2 separate regions of the Mus musculus genome follow, and region 1 is linked to region 2. A link is a loop called in an ENCODE intact Hi-C map of the cell type or tissue named here. Cell type or tissue: gastrocnemius. All regions are shown on one strand. Links, peaks and the distances in the headings refer to the core of each region. The heading gives the core; the rest is flanking DNA.

Region 1 (2,916 bases), core at 299-2,798, 290 kb before region 2:
TCCTGTGCTTCCCCGACTGTCCCAACCCTTAACCCCAAGGCCAACATGAACTATCATTTATCTGCACATTGCCAAGGGAGGTCACTTCTGTCTGCCCAGTCTCTTTTATTGAGCCAGAAAATCAAGGCAGATGGAGATCCCAGGCAGGCCTGGCTTTTGAGTCTCCCAGAAATGGGTCCCCATCTCCTACACGCCACACACTCGAAGACAAATGAGGGAAGCTCAGCACAGTTCTGGGAGGATTGAGCAAGGTTGCTTGTGTGGTATCCATGGTGGCCTGAGAGGTCAGGAGCTGTCCAGTGACCCGAGTCAAGGGACGTGGGATGAGTGTTCAGGTCCTTGATCACTGTGGGGAGGGGCTTAGGCAATGGGCTTTATCAGCCTCTGTCGTAGGTTGCTATGGGACCCAAAGAGGAGACCTGAGAAATATCTCCCATCCTTGACAGTCATTCCTTAACATTCTGGAACCTTCTACATTTCAGAGCCAGAAACTCATCTTTTGCCCTACGCAGTGCACCAAGGAAGTTATAGAACAATAACTTTAAAAATATTTTTACATTTATTTATCTTATTTTATGGGTATTTCACCTGCATGGATGTGTGTGCACCATGTGTGTGTGACTGGTTCCTGAGGAGGTTAGAAGAGGGCTTTGGGTCCCCTGGCACTGGAGTCACAGAAGTTTATGAACCACTATGTGGGTGTTGGGAATTGAACTTGGGTTCTCTACAAAGGGAATAAGTGTTCTTCAGTTGCTGAGCTATCTCTTCAGCCCCATGACCCCATGAAATAGAATTTAATACTTCATGCTCTTTGTCCAAACCCACCAAAAGCAGGAATTAAATAAAATGTGGGGCACACATCTGTAATCCCAGCACTCCAGACGTGCAGACAGGAGGAAAGAAGTTCTGGTTTATCCTTGACTACCTAGTGAGTTCATGACCAGCGTGGGTGCTTGTGAAATGACCTACCGACCAAGTAAATAAGTAAATAGTAAGGAAATAAGGTCCCTGCTTTCCCCCCCATATCCATCTCAGTATCTCAGTCACAGTAAGAGATCAGTAAGTGTTGAATGAAAAAAAAAAAAAAAAACCCTCCACTGGCCAGTATACAAGACCACTCCCAGGCATATTAAATGAGAGTACAATCATCCATTGAATGGGCTTCCTTCAAAAGAGCCATATATCCTGGAAGCTCCATTCCAGACGCCCAGATGGCAGGGCCTGGGAGAGTTCCGAGTTATTCCTATTGAAACTGTTTCCTCTCAGAGGTCCAGAGTTCAAAAGCAAGGCATTTGCCACAAACAATTGGTCCAGTGTGAGAGGATGTGGCTGGCTGGGCTCCAGGGCCTCGTGGGACTTTGAGCAGTTACTAATGCAAATAGAAGGGAAAAGACTTATCCCGGGGGCAAATGTGGTCACCCAGAAATGCAGCCTCTGGCAACAGAAGGGAAAGAGAAGGTTAGGCTCTGTGCTTTGGGGAGAATGTCCTAGGACTTTGGAGGGGACTCGGGACTTCAGTCAGGAGGTGTAGGCCTCAGCAGAGAGCTAGGTCTCACATAAAAGTTTCTGTCTCTCTCACCTTTGTCTTAAGGCTGAGGGTAGTGGTGGCACATGACTGTTCACATGAATTAGTTAGCGGCAGAGGGCATCAGGTGCTCTGACCTGCTATTGTCTGCCTTGTCCCCTTGAGACAGGGTCTCACTGAGGCTGGAGCTCCCAGTTGAGGGTTGTGCTAGTTGGGAATCCCTGGTTTCCACTCTCCTCAGTGCTAGAGTTACAAGAGGGTCACTTGGCTTCCACATAGGTCCTGGGGATTTGAACTTAGGATCTCATGTGTGAACATTAGACACTCTTATCCACCAAGCCATCTCCCAGTGCTCAGAACTAAGTTTCTGTTCACCCAACTCTGACTCATTTCCCAAGGAAAATTTTCGCAGTTCAGGGTTATGGGCAGGCATATCAAGGAATCTTCCTGATTGGCGCACTGACTTCAGAATGCAGCTCTTTCTCTCTTGTGCTGAGGATAGCCCTCTACTGAAGGTAGGTAGTATCCGTGAGTGACCTTCTGCTGTGACATTTGTCCCTGCATTGCTGACTATGCACATGGTCTTCCCAGCCTTTGTCCACACCTTCCCTCCTTTCGAGTCACCTCTTCTCATATACTGGGTCCGATCATCATCCATTCTATGAAGGCTTTCTCTTCTCACCACAATCAGTAGGGACCCAGAGAGTAAGTGTGGAAGGAAAAGAGAAAAAGGGGGCAGAGAGAGCATTTGGAGCTACCTGGATGTTTGTCACTAGGCATGCATTGAGCATCCAGTACCATGTGCTGTGCGGAACTTGCTGAATGTGCACATTCCCAGTCCCCTCACCACGCCCCAGCAAAGGATTTCATTCCTACTCAGCTTTAAAGGTGTGTGTGTGTGTGTGTGTGTGTGTGTGTAGGGACAGTGTGTGGAGGACAGAAAACAACTTTTTGGGGTTGGTTCTCTCCTTCCGCCTTTTTTGAGTTCCAGAGCTTGAACAGATGTCACCGGGCTGGCCCCGCCAAGCTCTTTCACCCACTGAGCTGTCTTGCGGGTTTTCATTCTCCTTTTAAAGCCCATGCTGTGGTAGCAACTGCACTACACTCCTGCTTCTCCTTCTGGGCACTGGGTGGAATTTCACTTCTTGACCCAATGTGCTTAGGTGGAGCCATGGGAACAGTTCCAGACAATGATGTGTGAGAGGAAGTGGCCATCATTCTAGGGTGACGAGTGCTTCCTGTTTCTTCCTGCATGGTGACAGGCCAGCAGTGCTTGAAGAGGTGGCTGTTTTCCCCAACTTTCGCCAAGTGCCTCCCGACCTAGGATACACATAGAATACTAGTGAGCAAGAAATCCAATTTGATGACTTACCACAGAGGTCTGGACTTGT
Region 2 (2,916 bases), core at 243-2,742:
TTCTAATGAGTCCAAGACTCAGGACTCCAGGGGCATTCCTCAAGACACAGTTTCCACTGACGAATCCAACCTGAGCATCTTCTACACAGACTGGAGACACTCAACTTACAGAGAGTCCTGTGGGCACCGAAACAGTCCACAGAGCCCCTGGCACATGAGTGGCCTCTCCGGCCGAGGGATACAGCTTGGTTGGTGGAGTCCCTGCCTAGTGTTCACAAAGCCCTGGCTCGGGTCCTAGCGATCATAAACAGCATGTCTGCACTTGGGCAATGAAGGTAAGGGGACCAAAGGCTCAAGTTATCCTTGGCTACAGAATCAGTTTGGGGCCAGCCTGCTCTGCATGGGACTCTGTCTCAAAATAGGGTTTTGGTTTTTTGGTTTGTTTGTTGTTTTTGTTTTTGTTTTGTTTTTTTTGTTTTTTTTTTTTTTTGAGACAGGGTTTCTCTGTCTGTCCTGGAACTTGCTCAGTAGACCAGTCTGGCCTCAAACTCACAAAGATCTGCCTGCCTCTGCCTCCTGAGTGCTGGGATTAAAGTGCCCAGCAAGACATGAATTCCCAAAAGACACTATATTCCTTTTCCTAGGCCTCAGGACAGAGATGGGATAGGACAGAGATGAGGTGAGTGGCCACACAGTGAGAGGGGCCCAAGCTCAGAGGTGGGCAGGAATTGCTGCTGGCATGTTTTCCTATAGCAACAGCTGGGTGGAGCCCAGAGTCCCAGATGCTGTGGGAGCGCCTAAAAGGAATAGAGAGCCAGGAGATGGCTTAGTTGGTAAAGGGCTTGCTTGTGACATGTCTCAGCTCCTTTCTTGTTGCTGTAGTAAAACACCCGGGCAAATGCAATGCAAGGGAGGAGGGGCTTATTTTGGTTTACAGTTGTAGGGGCACACAGTCTATTGTGTCAGGAAAGGCATGGCGTGGGAGGTTGCTGTCACACTGCACCTGGATTCAGGAAACAGAGAATGAACAGGAAGTGAGGCAAGGTTAGAAAGGTCCATCCCCAGTGACCCACTTCTTCCAGCAAGGCTCTACCGACTAAGGGTTCCATAACCATAGCACCATCAGCCGAGGACCGAGTGTTCATGCACACAAATATATGAGGAGCATTTCATATTCAAACCATAGCACTGTGTAAGCATAAGGGCCTGCGTTGGATCCCCAGCTCCGAGGTGAAAGTGTGGTACAATATTGCTCATCTATAGTCTGAGGACTCTCAGGAGGTCAGGGGTGGACACAGGTGGGTCAAAGCGACTGGGGGAGATATATGATATTAACTGCTGAACTCTACACACATGTGTACATGCACATAAACACATACATACACACACAATAAATGAATAATAAAATATAGAAGAGAATTGAGATACTTTATCTCTTATTTATTCTTAGCTACTAGTCTCCCTAATTATCTTTGGAAAAACTAAATTGCAACTATCTTTCAAAAAAAAAGCTTCTTAAGGGCTGGAGAGACTGCTCAGCAGATAAGAGCACTTGCTGCTTATGCAAAGGACCCAGGTTCAATTCCTAGCACCCATGTGGCATCCTTAACTCCAGCTCTACAGGATGCAGCACCCTCTTCTGGCCTCCATGGGAACTGCACACATGTAGTGTGCAGACATACATGCAAACAAGACACTTATACACATAAGATAAAAATGAACCATTTTTTATAAAGATTTATTTATTTATTATATGTAAGTACACTGTAGCTGTCTTCAGACACTCCAGAAGAGGGCATCAGATCTTGTTACAGATGGTTGTGAGCCACCATGTGGTTGCTGGGATTTGAACTCCGGACCTTCGGAAGAGCAGTCGGGTGCTCTTACTCACTGAGCCATCTCACCAGCCCCATTTTTTTAAAAAAAAATGTGTTATAAACAAAATTTTCATTAATGTTTATTAAATACTGCATATAACCGCAGGCAGAATTTATGATACTAAGGAGGTGGTTGGTTTAGCATCAATCTTTAGGGTTTTATGGCGATCCATGGCCCCTCTTCATAATTATAGTGTGAAGTAAACATTTATGTCCATTTCATGGGCTGTGGAGAGCATTCTGGTATTTCACACCACTGTGGATATTTATGGCTGCTGCTCCCTTTGTGACACAAGGTCCCTGCCTTGATTCAGGTGTCACCGAGACAAGTTGTCTGGCTCACCGTTTGTATTTGCTGTGTGGCCATTTTGGACTGATGCCTTCCGTCTCCAAGATCATCTCTAAGATCCCTATTAGCAGAAGTGAGTGCCACTGAATGTCAGGGGTGCCCGGATCCATGCTGAAGCTGGGGTGGGGAATCATATTTTCTCAGAAACAGTTCTAACAACCTGTCAGAATGTCCAGAGGACACAGCTGATGGTGGCTGTGCAGTGGGGGTGAGTGTGACCCCAGAACCTTCATGAAACCAAAGCGAGGTGTGGTAATGAGCGTTCATAATCCAGGCACATAATCCAGGCACCAGAGAGCTTGCTTGCCGGTCAGTCTAGCCTGATTGGTCACTGGGAGATCCTGCATCAAAACTAAAACCAAAACCAAAACCCAAAGCAAAACAGGGTGATTAGCACTTGAAGAATGGCATCCAAGGTTGTCCTCTCATCTCCATGTGCACGCCCACACATGAGTATGCAGACATGTGCACACACATAAAGCATGCAAACACAGCACACATGCTTGTGTACACACACACACACACACACACACTTCACCTGAAGGACACATGGACTGGGCTACCTCTCAGCTTCTATGCCATCCTCTGAGTACCCTAAACCTGCACATGCTCTTTGGTCAGAGGACAAGAGACAGTAGAGCCAGGACCCACTTACTGGTTTCCCAAGTCCTCAGCCTAGGTTTTGATACCATAATCCCAGCCCTCAACCATCTTGCTGTTTTTTTTTTTCCTTCTCTCAGCCCACGAGCT

The links. Peaks named below come from ENCODE experiments on the same cell type or tissue, not always from the same donor. Only the 100,000 strongest peaks of a DNase experiment are listed, where the experiment ranks them.
Region 1: a loop joins it to region 2, with 2.2 times the contacts of the local background. A loop is called at or near these places in 6 of 42 quality-filtered maps.

What each region holds. Positions count from the first base shown.
Region 1 is chr9:61,349,672-61,352,587 of GRCm38, reverse strand. No RefSeq gene overlaps it. Among named protein-coding and RNA genes, the nearest start is that of Gm39349, 12 kb to the right of the region's middle. In gastrocnemius, for the core only: no CTCF peak of the experiment used is centred there; a DNase peak (open chromatin) is centred at 1,335.
Region 2 is chr9:61,058,073-61,060,988 of GRCm38, reverse strand. Gm46116 (a long non-coding RNA gene) reads right to left here. Exons shown (of 3, transcript XR_001779194.1): 3 at 1,809-2,518. Among named protein-coding and RNA genes, the nearest start is that of Gm46116, 2.6 kb to the right of the region's middle. In gastrocnemius, for the core only: a CTCF peak has its summit at 1,592 (motif pointing left); no DNase peak of the experiment used is centred there.